Regions from separate parts of the Homo sapiens genome. Here region 2 is linked to region 1. Evidence: read pairs that join two places in POLR2A ChIA-PET (ENCODE). Cell type or tissue: PC-9. All regions are shown on one strand. Links, peaks and the distances in the headings refer to the core of each region. The heading gives the core; the rest is flanking DNA.

Region 1 (8,126 bases), core at 2,572-6,571:
GTGATCCACCTGCCTCGGCCTCCTAAATTGCAGGGATTACAGGTGTGAGCCACTGCTCCCGGCCCACTGTTTTCCAATTAAGGCCTTGCCTATTGTCTGGCCAGCACTGGACCAGGGCAAGGACATCTATATCCTCAAGCAGTGCACATTTTCTCTGTGACTGCTGAAAGGGGGAAGTGTGTGGACTATACATTGATTGGGACATTGAATTATTTGTATGAAGTACAAGTTGGGTAAAATACAAAAACTAAGTGTGACGAATGTTCTTATCCCTGGTTGAATCACTAGGGGAGCTTTTTGAAAAATGGTTTTGAATTAAACTTTATTTTGAGATAATTATAGATACACATACAATTGTAGAAAATAATACAGACAGATCCCATGTACCCTTTACCCAGCTTTTCCCAATGTTAACAGTGTGCAAAACTGTAGTATAATATTATGCCAGTAAGCAGACGTTAATATAATGCACTATGCTGGGCGCAGTGGCTCATGCCTGTAGTCCCAGCACTTTGGGAGGCCAAGGCGGACAGATTGCTTGTAGGCCAGGAGTTCTGGACCAGACTGGGCAACATGGTGAAGCCCCGTCTCTACAAAAATAATAAAAATTAGCCAGATGTGGTGGCTGTAGTCCCAGCTACTAGGGAGGCTAAAGTGGGAGGATCACTTGAGCCTGGGAGGTCAATTCTGCAGTGAGCTGAGATCATATCACTGCATTCCAGCTTGGACGCCAGAGTGAGACTCTCTATGTATGTATGTATGTATGTATGTATGTATGTATCTGTCTAGCTATCTATCTATCTCTATGTATCTATGTATCTAAAATCCACTGATCTTATTCAGATATCAGCAGTTTCCTATCATGCTAATTTGTGTGTTTATGCATTTTGATTACATGTGTAGGTTTGTGTATCAAGATACAGAGAAGACCCACTGGCATGAGGGCCTCTTATGTTGCCCTTTTATAACCATATCCACCTACTCCCCCTCCCCCTCTCTACCCCAACCCCATCCCTGACCCTTGGCAACCATTCATCTGTTCTCTCTATAATTTTGTCATTTTGAGAATGTTCTATAAACGGAGTCATACAGCATGTAACCTTTCAAGATTGGCTTTTTTTTTTCACTCACTCAGCATCGTTCCCTTAAAATTCATCCTAATTGGAATGTGTATCAATAGTTTGTTCCTTTGTATTGTTGGGTAGTATTCTACGGTATGGGTGCAACACAGTTTAACTCATTGAAGGATAACTGGGTCATTTTCAGTTTTGACTGTTACAAATAAAGCTGCTGCTGGGGTGCTTTTAAAACACTCAGACTGGAGGATCTGACTCAAACAAGAGTGGGTCGAGGGTAAGCCCTGGAAATGTATAAAAGTTTGTGCCGTCACTGACCAGGGTAAGGCATGAATGCAGAGCTTGGGGAGTAAATAAAGTTTAGACTTTATCCTCACCGCACCCCTAAAGTGTAAAACAAAGATATATATGTAGTCAAAGATAGTGCCTTGTATGGACAGCTTGAGTTCTCTGAGGTTACTTCCATCTTTGTCTATAATAGAAAAGGCAATATGTGGCTGGATGCGGTGGCTCACGTCTGTAATCCCAGCAATTTGAGAGGCTGAGGCGGGTGGATCACCTGAGGCCAGGAGTTTGAGACCAGCCTGGGCAATATGGTGAAACCCCATCTCTACTAAAAATACAAAATTAGCTAGGCAAGGTGGCTCACGCCTGTAATCCCAGCTACTTGGGAGGCTGAGGCAGGAGAATTGCTTGAACCCGGTAGGTGGAGGTTGCAGCGAGCTGAGATTGTGCCACTGCACTCCAGCTTGGGCAGCAGAACAAGACTGTCTCCAAAATAAAAAGAAGGAAAAAAAAAAAAAAACAGAAAAAAAAGGCAGTATGTGTTTGGGGAGAAAGTTCTGGTCTGGGGTTTTGGAGGATTTGTGTTGAACTCTTTCTCTTTGTACCCTTGATTTCTTGCCTCATGATGGGCCTCAGTTTGTCCATCTGCAAACTGGGAGCTGATTTTACTTCTGTAGATATTTATGATAGAGGAAAGCAACTGTGGCTGTGGTCCTGGGATTCCTCCAGTGCAGACACCTGGGTTCATCTGAAGGCAGGGAAGGAGCTCCTGCCTCAGTTCCTGCCCGTGAGTTGGAAGGGCTGGGAGCATCTTCAGGGCAGCTGGTCCCTGCTGCAAGTCTCCCTCAGCAGCCCATGCAGCTGACATTGCCCAGATGTGACATTGTCACTTGCAGCTCAGGGCACAGGATCGGTCCCTGGGAGAAAGGACAACTTCAGGGCGAACTAATGAGGCCAAACCGCACACCACTTCCTCCCTGCATCCCAGCCCTCCTCCTGCCTCACTGATAGCCCCTCATCCTGCTTCTCTCACTCCCCTCGGCTCTCCCTCCGGAAGGAAAGCCGGACCCCCTCTCTGCTTCCAGACCAAGGCTGGAATTATTTAATTGCAAATCAGTAAAAGCGTCAGCAGCTTGCCGCTTAACTGCTAAGAGGAATGATTCATAACCCCATGCCAGGCACCGAGCACTTCCTTCCCATCGCCTCGGCCCACCCCGCGCGAGAGAGGAGATAAATTACTGTCATTGCTTTTTATGGCACATATAATCGGGTGGCAACATGGAGACTCGACTCATCTCAAAGTCATTTACAATGAATTATTCATTTGGCTGAAAAAAGTCTTCAATTGGAGGGGGAAATAGCCTCTCGACTCCCTGGCTTCGGGCTGCCCTGTTGGTAGGTGGGGAGGTAATCCTGGGCCTGGGAGATCCAAGTTCCCCTCGGTAACTTCTGGACCTCAGAATCCGATAGCATGGGCAAGAGGGTAGGGGTAGGAGTCTGAGCTGCAGGAACTCACTTACCTAACGTGCTTCTGGAAAATACTGCTGGGGTCCTGGAGTATCTATCCCTCCCACTGGCATACTCAGAGGAAACCACAGATCCTTGTTCACATCAGGTAACCCCTCCCTTCCTCCCTCCCTCTCCTTTCTTTCTTTCTTTCTATAAACATTTCTTTCCCCTAAGACAGAATCTCACGCTGTCACCCAGTTTGGAGTGCAGTGGGGCGATCTCAGCTCATTGCAACCTCCGCCTCCTGGGTTCAAGTGATTCTTGTGCCTCAGCCTCCCAAGTAGTTGGGATTACAGGCTCCCCAGTAGCTGGGATTACAGGCACCACCATGCTCCACTAATTTTGTGTATTTTTAGTAAAGATGAGATTTCATCATATTGGCCAGTCTCGTCTTGAACTCCAGGCCTCATGTGGTCTGCCCGCCTTGGCCTCCCAAAGTGCTGGGATTACAGGCGTGGGCCACCATGCCTGGCCTCTATAAACATTTGTTATCTACTAATATGTGCATATCAGTCAGGATATGGCACCTTACGCTGCAGTAACAAGCGTCCCCCTAATTTCAGAGGTGTAAGAGCACAAGGTATATTTCTCAGGCAACTCATCACACAGGTCTATGTCGTTCTCACTCTGGGAAGCGGCTGGTGGAGCAGCCACTATCTTGATGGTTGCTGCCACAAGCATATCCTCTTAAAACATACACTCAGAAAGGACACATGTTGCTTCTGTTTCCATTTCATGAGCGAAAGCAAGTCTCATGGCCACACCTAACTTCAAATGGGCAGGAAAGTGCCACCTGACCTTATGCCCTGGAGGAGGAGAAAAAGGAACATCTGTGAACGCCCCGATGCTTATTTCACAGGGGATGTGTCAGGCCTTGGAAAGTAACAATGAAAGGGACCTAGTCTTTTTTCTTGATGGTCTAGTGCAAGGGGCAGATGGAAAAGACAGATGCACAGAAAAGGATGATCCAGGGGGCTCCGCTCCAGGAAAGAGGCCTTCCTGGAACTCCCAGGAGGAAGGGCGATGTGGGATCTGGCCTCAAGGGACCTGATCTTGGAACTTTTTGGTCATGGGCAAGTGAACTCATGTCTTCGAGCCTCAGTTTCTTCCTCCTTCACGTGGGGGTGATGAAGGTGAGACCGTAGCACCCACTCATTGGGTGGTTGTGAGAAATGCGTGAAATGTCTGTCGAAGCCTTTGGAAGGTGAGTCATTGGCATGGTTTGCTATGAATTCATTTACACTTGTTTTTAGAATAACAACGCTAAGTTGCTTCTCGCAGGGACATTCAGTTCCTGAGGTTGGCCCCCGCCAACTATGCTTCTGAATCAGGGTTCAGCCTGGTAGGCCTGGCTGGCTGGGGGCTCCCCAAGGGGCAGCTCCAGCTTTATGAAAATAGCAATTTCCCTGGAGAACTCAAGTGTGGACTGGGGGCAGTGCCCCCTTCTGGTAGGAGGGGCTTTGGGCTGGAGGGTGGCCTGAGCATGGTGAGTGTGGAGCTCACCTAGAGGCCTCATCTGTGGGTGAGGTCCCAAGTCCCACCCCCAGCTCCCCCTGAGCCGCAGCCCCCATGGCATTCATTCATTCATCCAACACATATTGATTGAGTGCTGGCACTCGCAGGCATTGCGCTGGGGTTGAGGACACAGCAGATGAACAGGACAGACCAGCTTCTATTCTCACGGTGCTTGCATGGCAGTGGGAGAACAGGTCATTTTTGTGGTTGACACTGTTGGTTGACCAAATGCCCCGGGATCCCTTTGCTCATTTCTGTGAGTTTGTCCCTCAGTTTCTGTGTGCTTTTTTCTTTTTTGAGATGGAGTCTCGCTCTGTTGCTCAGGCTGGAGTGCAATGGCGCGATCTGGGCCCACTGCAACCTCTGCCTTCCGGGTTCAAGTGATTCTCCTGCCTCAGCCTCCTGAGTAGCCGGGATTATAGGCGTGCACCACCACACCCAGCTAATTTTTGTATTTTTGGTAGAGACGGGGTTTCACCATGTTGGCCAGGCTGGTCCCAAACTCCTGATCTCAGGTGACCCACCTGCCTCGGCCTCCCAAAGTTCTGGGATTACAGGCGTCAGCCACCGCGCTCGGCCTTGTGTGATTTGTTTCTGAGAGCCAGCCTGCACCTGTGACTCTCTTTAGAGGACTGCCCCGGGCTATGAGAGCTGGTGTGCCCAATGCATACAGAGAACAGGAAGTGTGCTGAGAGTTCATGTTTCCCCAGAGGCAGCCCTTAGCTCAGGACTGATGAGTGTTGGAGAATGGAAGTCCTGCTCCCTCGCCTTGAATTGGGACATCCCTTAAGATGTCATTTCTACTTCAGGGCCTCCCATAGGGCCAGGCTAAGGCTGAGGCTTTGCTCGAAATTGCCCCCCTGGTTAGCTTCCTCCCTTCTCTGTCCTGCCCCCGTATCAGTCTCCTCTGGGAGCACCTTCTTGAATCATCAGCACACAGATCCTCATAGCAGGGTTTGCTTCTGGGGAGCCTCACTTACAACACTTATCTGAAACCCACCCCTTCCTTCCTCAGTGGGCAGAGCCTCTGTTTTGTTCTCAGCTCTTTCTCCTCTCCACAGGACTCAGCACGAGTACTGTTGGTCTGACTGGTCCCACTCGATTTGCCCTGAATTGCATTAGCTGGGAACAGGTGACTCAGATGTGGCCAAGGACACAGGATGGGATATCTGTGGGGCGGCTTCTGGGAATCGTTTTCTTTTTCTTTTCTTTTTTCCTTAAGGCAGAGTCTGGTTCTGTCGCCCAGAGAGCGGTAACACGATCTCAGCTCACTGCAACCTCTGCCTCCCGGGTTCAAGCAATTTTCATGCCTCAGGCTCCTGAGTAGCTGGAGTTACAGGCACGTGCTACCATGCCCGGCTAATGTTTTGTATTTTTAGTAGAGACAGGGTTTCACCATGTTGGCTGGGCTGGTCTTGAACTCCCTACCTCAAGCGATCTGCTCACCTCAGACTCCCAAAATGCTGGGATTACAGGTGTGAGCCACCACACTGGCTTGGGAATGGTTTTCTTAAAACAATAGGCAGAGGATGAATCCACTTCCCCCACTGGACACACAGCCACATGCAATGGCAGGAACCTTGGCCAGTGCACTGAGGAAGCTGACACACCAAGGATGGTGTGGTGAAGGCACCTGTGCTCCACACGATGCCCGGGAGGCTCAGATTGCCAGCCTGGAGCCCCACACCTCAGAATGCCTTGTTCTGTGAAATGAGAAATCCCCTATTTGGCAAAGCCATTTTGAGTCTGGTCTGCTGTTATTTGCAACCAAAAATATCCCAGTGGATATGATTTCATTTATTTATTTTATTTTATTTTACTTTTGAGATGGAGTCTTGCTGTGTCACCTAGGCTGGAGTGCAAATGAGGCAGTCTCCACCTCCCGGGTTCAAGTGAATCTGCTGCCTCAGCCTCCTGAGTAGCTGGGATTACAGACGTCTGCCACCACGCACAGCTAATTTTTGTATTTTTAGTAGAGATAGGGCTTCACCATGTTGGCCAGGCTGGTCTCAAACTCCTTACCTCAGGTGATCCGCCTGCCTCGGCCTCCCAAAGTGCTGGGATTACAGGCTTGAGCCACCACGCCCAGCTTGACACAGTGGATATGATTTTAGATAGTGATAAGTTGCCATGAAAGATGGGTTCCTTCCAGGTCTCTGTTTAGTTTGGCAGGTGGGTCCCATTGGGCTTCCATCATGTACTAGGTTTGCAATAAATTACACAGTGTCATATGGCATGGGGTAAGGAATAGGCTTTATTGGGGAAACAGAAAACTAACAAGGCAGAGTCAATAAGCAAAACAAATGGAAGGTATGGGGTCAGATAACAGTGGGGAGGACTTCAGGTGTCCTGGGAATGTAACCTCACATTATTTATCCCTCATGTCTCCTGAAACATCTTTTCTGTTTGTTTGCTCTTTTGGTCTCTATAAATCTTGTTTCCTTCTTTGCTATGGCCATCAGGAAGCTCAGAGTTAATTTGTGGCACCTCTCATTTACTGTTAGTACCTTATAGTGTGTAAGTTTGTATTGTCCCTTTAGCCTGACATTATCTTATTTTTCCTTTGCTCCAAGTTCCTCATCCATCTGTTTTTATTCTGTTGGGCTCTGCCTATTTCTGTAAGTTCCATCAGTTATTCTTCAGAGTGAAGCAGGATATGCCTGAATCCATCCATCCATCCCCTGAAGCTGTACTTAGAACCTCCCTGAGGACGGTGACTGCTAAGTGGCTCCGAAGAGCCTCCCCAGGCATCTGGCAGGCTGGGGAAAAGCTGAGAAAGGCCTCTTTCTCTGTAGCTTCAAGGAGGTATTTATTGGCTGTCTTTCAGGCACATTTTAGCTGTCATCCAACATTCTCAACCTTAGTCCCCTTCTCTGGGCTAAGGGGAGAATGATGGTCCTACCCCAGTCTCCCAGATGCCAGGTCTGGGAAATGGAGTGGAAAATCCTTTGAAATTCCCAATTAATAAATAAAAATAATGTGGAGGGCTCATCACCATGGAGACCAAAGGCTTGTTTGGTCGTCATGGTGACCCTGGGATAGGCTGTCTGCCCAAAATGATCAGCATCACTAGGAAAGAAGGGCCAAGAGGTGGAGAGACAGGACTGCATGCCACAGGGTGAGAGCCAGGCGCCGGCAGATTTCTCGAGGCAGGTCGAGAGCAAGAGTGGGATGATGTGGAGGTGTGGGAGATCAAAGGGGAGAGCACACTATCTTCTAGAACTTTCTTCCTGCCACTCTGCCCCCTCTTTCATCCACCTGATTCCTTCTGGGCCCCGTGCCCCCCGGGCTGGGAGGGGAACCTGGCCTACTCCTTGGCAGTGCTGCCAGGGAGTCTCCATGACAACCCCAGCCCCCATCTGTGGGAGTGGAGCCCTCGGCTAGGGCCTCAAGGGAGTTGCCTGGGTAACCGGGCTCCCTTGCCCCACTTCCCCGCCAACCAAACCTCCTCGGCCCCTCCCCCTCTTTGCGATGGGAGGGTGAGAGGATGGGGTCACCATGGAGACCCAGCTTCCCTCCCGCTGCCCCCTTTCCAGAGCAGCTGTCACAGGATGATGGTCGGGAGGAGACCTGGGAACGAGGGTGTCTGCTGGCGAGGAGACAAATGACCAAGACCCTCTCTCTGGCGGAGGAAGAGCATCCTGGCTCTTTAAGAAGTGACACTTCTTGGGATGTTTGGGGTGTTGAGTGCAACTCCTCTCAGCCACCCCCTGCTGGAAGTCCTGGGCTCAGTGGAGCGGG
Region 2 (6,742 bases), core at 1,954-5,953, 420 kb after region 1:
AGCAGATAGGATAATAAACCCCAGCGCACCAATTACCCAGCTTCAACAAAATCAGCCTCTCTTGAAGCTTGTTTCATGTGTACTCCAAATACATCCCCCGCTCCAAATTATTTTGAGGCAAATCCCATGCATTATACCATTTCATCCATAAATATTTTTATATGCCTCTCTAAAAGATAAGGACTCTTTAGAAACATAACCACTGGCCGGGCGCGGTGGCTCATGCCTGTAATCCCAGCACTTTGGGAGGCCGAGGCAGGTGGATCACTTGAGGTCAGGAGTTTGAGACCAGCCTGGACAACATGGTGAAACCCCATCTCTACTAAAAATACAAAAATTTGTCGAGTATGATGGTGAACACCTGTAATCCCAGCTACTCGGGAAGCTGAGGCATGAGAATTGCTTGAACCCGGGAGGCAGAGGTTGCAGTGAGCCGAGATCGTGCCACTGCACTCCAGCCTAGGCGACAGAGTGAGACTCCATCTCAGAAATAAGTAAATAAATAAATAATAAAAACATAACCACAATACCACTCTCACAACTAAAAAATAATGAAACAACTGTTCCTTAATACTCACGAATATCTGGCCAGTATTCACATTTGCAAGTATATATTGTATTAGAGTTTGCAATGAGGTCCATGTATGGCAGTTGGTTGATAAGTCATTCAAGTCTTTTTATTTTTAATTAAAAAAAAATAGAGACAGGGTCTTACTGTGTCACCCAGGCTGGAGTGCAGTGGTGCAATCATGTCTCACTGTAGCCTCAAATTCCTAGGCTCAAGGGATCCTCTCACCTCTGCCTCCAAGTAGCTGGGACTATAGGTGCATACCACCACACCTGGCTAATTTTTAAATTTTTTGTAGAGATTTAATTTTTTGCCACGTTGCTCAGGCTGGCCTCGAACTCCTGGACTCAAGCAATTCGCCCACCTTGACCTCCCAAAGTGCTGAGATTACAGGTGTGAGCTACCATGCCTGGCGAATTTTAAAAAATTTTGGTAGAGACAGAGTCCCACTGGTGAGCCATGATCGCACCACTGCACTCCAGCCTGGGCTCAAGCAATCCTCCCACCTCGGCTTCCCTGAGTGCTGGGATTACAGGTGTGAGCCACCACGCCCGGCCTGTTAAAATCTTTGTAAACTATAGGCTCCCCTTCATTTTTTTGATTGCACGTTATTTGTTGAAGAAATCAACTTGCTTGCCTGCTAGTTTCCCACTGTCTGCATTTTGCTGACTACATCCCCCTGGTGTAGTTTTCTGTGAGAATTTTTAGTGCAGGAAGCTGACCTAGACCAAGGTTCAGTGGTGATGTGAAGGATGAAGAGTTGCCTGGTGGAGGAAGATCAGAAAAGGGTAGAGTGTTCAGAGGCCTCTGGCCGGGAGTGTAAGATCCTGAGGCGTAGCAGAGCCGAATTGGACCCTTGTTAGTACAGGGTAGGGGGGCTGAGGGTAGTTGAAGATGAGATTGGAAAAATCTGTGGGGACCAGATCAGCACCTGGTTGGCTGTGGGGAGGGGCTGAAATTTGATGGTAGAGCAAGGAGGCTACCGCTGGAGGATTAGCAGGTGACTCTGATGATTTGATTTGAGATTGGAAAAACACCACTGGGTTACTGAATAGGAAATGACTGGAGGAGGCCGAAAGTGGATGCAGGGAGGCCAGGTCAGAGGCTGCTGAGGCCACCACGCTGCCAGAGGTGATAGTGTCATGGCCTGAGCAGGTGACATGCAATGCATCTTCAAAGCAGCCCCATTTTACAGATGAGAAAACGGAGGCTTGGCCAGACGCGGTGGCTCAAGCCTGTAATTCCAGCACTTTGGGAGGCCAAGACGGCCGGATCACTTGAGGTCAGGAGTTCAAGACCAGCCTGGCCAACATGGAGAAACCCCATCTCTACTAAAAATACAAAAAAAAATTAGCCGGGCATGGTGGTGCATGCTTGTAGTCCCAGCTACTTGGGAGGCTGATGCAGGAGAATCTCTTGAACCTAGGAGGTGGAGGTTGCAGTGACCAGAGATCGCACCATTGCACTCCAGCCTGGGCAAAAGAGTGAAACTCCGTCTACAAACAACAACAACAAAACACGGAGGCTCAGAGAGATGAAGTGGCTTGCCCAAGGCCTGGGTAGTGTGTCTGGCAATGGCAGGCAGCTGGAGCCGCAGTCATCAGATCTTGCAATTGACATGGGTACTTTCCCTCTGTTCTCCCAGGTGCTTCGGGGCGTGGCAGCAGTTCGTGCAAAGAGGGTCCCGGTACCGAGACCACCTGGCTGACCGCCGGACGGGGACCCTGAGGAAATGCCTGGAACAGTGGGTGCGGATGAAGCAGCTCCGGGAATCAGATGGGGCAAAGGTGACCCAGCTGTCCCTCTGCCGGCAGAAAGCAGGTGAGCTAGTGTTGGCTTCCGCCCCAGCAAACCGTGTCACTTAAGCCCCTTCTTCAGTGGTCCCCAGTTGAATATGTGAATTCTTGTGGGAGGTGATAGAACTGGGGCTTTCTAGGAGGGCAGCCTGTAGGCCTGGGAGGGTGCAGGAGGGGTCCCAGAGTGGGCAGGCCCCAGCTGAGCCACATCCCTATGTCCCATTATGAGCTGCTGTGGGTGACAGACTTGGTTCTGCTCCTCCCACTGCAGGCTTTCTCAGTGCTGGTATCCTAGATCCTGCCCAGAAGGGATGTGGGCCCTGCTCTTGGGAAGCTCCTGGTGTGATGGGGGACACACAGCCCTAATCCCCACCCCAAAACTTAACTGGGGGCCCGGTGTAGTGGCTCACGCCTGTAATCCCACACTTTGGGAGGCCGAGGAGAGTGGATCACCTGAGGTCAGGAGTTCCAGACCAGCCTGGCCAACGTGGTGAAACCCTGTGTCTACTAAAAATACAAAACTTAGCCGGGTGTGGTGGCGCATGCCTGTAATTCCAGCTACTCGGGAGGCTGAGGCACAAGGATCGCTTGAACCCAGGAGGCTGAGGTTGCAGTGAGCTGAGATCGTGCCATTGCATTCCAGCCTGGGCGACAAGGGCAAAATTCTGTCTCAAAGAAACAAAAAACAAAAAACAAAAAAACACTTAACTGGGGAAGATGGGATCTTTGAGGTGACCTGGAGGGGAGGGCTTGGAAGCGGTGGGACGGGACAAGAGGGGAGAGCTCCCAAGAGGGGCCTGAGGCAGCAGCTATCAATGGCTGTGGGCAGAGTGAGGTCAGTGGGGAGGCAGCTGACTGGACTCTTGACGGTTTCTCAGGACGTGAGGCTGTCTACACCGCAGGCCCTGGAGCCTGTGGCCTGGGTGCAGTGGGCCAGGCCCAGGGGCAGCAGGAGCAAGGCCGGGGCTCCCTGCAGGATGCCTGCTGGACACTGGCCCTCTGCTGGGCGCTGCTGCTGTGGAAGATGCGGCTTTTCCAGCGCCAGTGGGCCAAGTAGGTGTCCTCGAGCTTGTGACCTGGGGTTGGGCCTGGGGGCTGTGGGGTGGGCACGTGAGCAGTGCTCAGCACCAGGAGGAATGCGGGAGGAATATCCCATAGGGCAGTAACTGCATCCCACTCCTCCCCGTGGCCCTGCACAGGGCCTGGCACACTGCGGTGCCCAGCCAATGTCAGGCCCTGGGAGGTGGCCTAGGGACACTGGAACAGTGATTGAGCAGAGGGCCACTGGGGGCCAGGGGGCTGCCAGAGACACAGACATGGAGCTCTACAGGGGTGGCCGGAACCCTAGTGAATGCCCGTCTCCCTGCCAAGTGTAAGTCCCTGGTGGCAGGAACCATGTCTGTCTCGCCGTCACCGCTGGCTCCCAGCTCCCTGCAGGTGCCTGGCATGTTGCAGGCACAGAATAAATACTGTAAAGGAACAAGGGCAGGAGCCAGGGATCAAGCTTTTATCTCCTCTCCCATTGGCCTCATTACACAACTAGAGAAACTGAGGCTCAGAGGGCTGGAGCAGCTTGCTGTAAATCCCAGTGGGAGTCAGGAGCAAGAAGGTCCTGTGTTGAGACCTGGGTGCTGCCCCCACACAAGATGGTCACTGATGGAATTCGGAGCCCAGAAGAAGGCTGTAGGTGAGGGGAGGGTGGCGATCAGGAGAAGCCAGCTTCCCGGAGGGGATGTCAGGAGGAATGGAAGCGAGCAGTTGCAGGGTTAAGAATTCTGTCCTTGGCTGGGCGTGGTGGCTCACACCTGTAATCCCAGCACTTTAAGAGGCCGAGGCCAGTGGATCACCTGAGGTCAGGAGTTTGAGACCAGCCTGGTCAACATGGCGAAACCCCATCTCTATTAAAAATACAAAAGTTAGCCAGGCGTGGTGGTGCTCGCCTGTAATCCCAGCTACTTGAGAGGCTGAGGCAGAAGAATGGCTTGAACCTAGGAGGCAGAGGTTGCAGTGAGCCAAGATCATGCCACTGCACCCTGGACAACAGAGCGAGAATCCATCTCAAAAAAAAAAAAAAGGAATTCTGTCCTTGAAAGCCACACACCCACATGGTCCACATGGACCCTCAGCCTCTTTCAGTGTACCCCTGCAACTTCAGGGGAATTCAATTCACCGTGACCTTTCAGAATGTGGGGGCACTGCTCACATGCCTGCCCCACAACCCCCAGGCCCTCCCTCTCCAGCCCATCCTCTGGCCTTTGGACTTCAGGGCACAGTTCATATCTCCTGGCAGCTCTCCCGGGGCACCCTCCTGGGCCTAGATGAGTCCCAGGTCTGCTGCTATTTGGAGTTTGGGGAAATGATCTTCCCCTGGGCTCAGCTTTCTTATCTTTATAAGTGAGTGCAGGCAGAAGTACTGGTGTGGTTGTAGGGGTGGCCTCTGGAGTCTGGGATCCCTGAGCCTGGGGACCAGCTCCACCTCTGATCAGCTGCTTGGGCTCCCAGCCACCCCGGGAGCATGATGAGGCCAGCCAGTGAAGCAGGTGGAGCACTAGCTCGGTTAGCCAGACGTGGTGGCACGCACCTGTAATCCCAGCTGCTCGGGAGGCTGAGGCGGGAGAATCACTTGAACCCAGGAGGCAGAGGTTGCAGTGAGCTAAGATTGTCCCACTGCACTCCAGCCTGGGTCACAGAGCCAGACCCTGTCTCAAAAAAAAAAAAAAAAAAAAAAAAGCATCAGCCCAGTCAGCCCAGTCTCAGCTGCTCACTGAGGTCACTCAGAGAACCCCAGAAAAAGTCTGGAAGCCCAGACTGTACCCTGACCATTAAGTCAGAATCTAGCAGAATCTAGGGTGGGACCCTGGTGGGCATCGGTACCTCTTGAAGCCCCCAGTGATTCCAGCATGCAGCCGCTGTGGGGGGCAGCAGCGTGGAACGCTAGCCCAGCGTCTGGCCTGTGGCGAGCACCCTTTCAGCCCATCTCTTTCACAGCGGCCAGGGTAGGGTAGCCCCTGCTTGGCCACCCTGCACAGCCTGAGGGTGAGGCTGGGTGGGTCACTCACCTGCCCCTTCTCTAGCTCCTTCTTCCAGGGCCTGCAGCAGCGGATGCTGCAGCGCAGCCTGAGATGGTGGCACTTGAGGGCACTGGGCCCAGATGCCACATCAAGCTGCACCAAGACCCCCTCGGCTCTGGAGCCACTGAGCAGCAGCACACTCCAAGACTCTCTGGAGAAGGTGAGAGGTAGGAGGGTGGGGAGGGGCTGGGGCAGGTAGGGGTGGATGGGTGGAGATTGTGGGAAGGGGACAGGGTAGGGGACCAAGGACTCCACATCTCCTTCCCCAGGTTCCCAGGGCCCCCACCCTCCCGGACACTCTCCAGGGGAGCCTTCTGTGGGCAGCTGGGCAGCGGCAGCAGGGGCAGTGCCTTCTGCTCTGGCAGGCACGGGCCCAGCAGTTCCAGGGCACAGCCAGGTGGTACCAGCATACCCGCCAGAGGCGGTAGGGATCCCTCCCCATCCGCCCGCCACTCTATGGACTTACTGTTTCCCGGCCCCTTCTCCCTTCCACCCTTGGCCTTCACAGCAGCAGCCCCTTGGGGTCTGCACCTCAGGGGGCTTCAGTTCCTCCTGTCTTCCTGCCCCGTCCTACTGAGAGGGTGTCGGGGAGTGGTGAGGCACTCTACAGAGTCACTGTTCCTCTTGGAGATTTTGCAGCTGAGGTTCCTTCATTTATTCATTTATAGCACAATGCATAAGAGTTGGTCTCCCTGGGTTCTAATCCCAGCTTTGCCCCTCATTGGCTGTGTGATCTTGGGCAAGTTGCATAACTTCTCTGTGCCCTATTTGCCTATCTGTAAAATGGGGTTAATAGTACTGGCTCCAGTGGGGCAATGGCGAGGCACGGCACATACATTCCCCAATGCCGTGTGTGGCACGTTGTGAGTGCTCAGTCCATAGCAATGTTTATGGCTAGTGGTTGAGCACAGGACTTGGCAGTGGGGGTCTAGAATCCCACCCTATCCCCACCACTCATCATCGTGACCCTGGGAGAGGTGCTTGGCCCCTCCAGTCCCCAGCAACCCACCCTCCCATAATGGAAACAGAAGAGTCACCCAGAGCCTCCTGCTGCTGGGGAGAGGAAGAGAAAGGAGGGTGGGGCAGGGCTGGCCTGGGATTTGGGGGACAGTGGCCATCCTCAGGGTGGACCCTCCCTTTCCCAGCATCTTCCTCAGCTGGAGCCGCTGGGCAACAGCCCAATGGGCCTGGAGAGAGCTGGCTTCCCACCGGGCCTGGGATCGGACCTGCAGGGCTGTGCTGGGCCTGTGGCGTCAGCGGCTGCTGCAGTCACGGCTGGTGGAGTGGTGGGCCCAGGAGCGGGGCTG

What was found. ChIA-PET counts read pairs that join two places held together with the same protein. Peaks named below come from ENCODE experiments on the same cell type or tissue, not always from the same donor. Only the 100,000 strongest peaks of a DNase experiment are listed, where the experiment ranks them.
Region 2: POLR2A ChIA-PET joins it to region 1 with 8 read pairs; 2 of 35 experiments call an interaction of 5 or more read pairs at or near these places.

Annotation. Positions count from the first base shown.
Region 1 is chr1:11,347,958-11,356,083 of GRCh38, forward strand. No RefSeq gene overlaps it. Among named protein-coding and RNA genes, the nearest start is that of UBIAD1, 79 kb to the left of the region's middle. In PC-9, for the core only: no CTCF peak of the experiment used is centred there; DNase peaks (open chromatin) are centred at 4,564 and 5,054.
Region 2 is chr1:11,773,222-11,779,963 of GRCh38, forward strand. C1orf167 (chromosome 1 open reading frame 167) reads left to right here. Exons shown (of 21, transcript NM_001010881.2): 9 at 2,214-2,389; 10 at 3,243-3,417; 11 at 5,439-5,595; 12 at 5,705-5,859; 13 at 6,581-6,742. C1orf167-AS1 (C1orf167 antisense RNA 1) reads right to left here and starts at 6,398. Exons shown (of 3, transcript NR_126000.1): 1 at 5,902-6,398; 2 at 5,424-5,586; 3 at 3,856-5,063. In PC-9, for the core only: no CTCF peak of the experiment used is centred there; no DNase peak of the experiment used is centred there.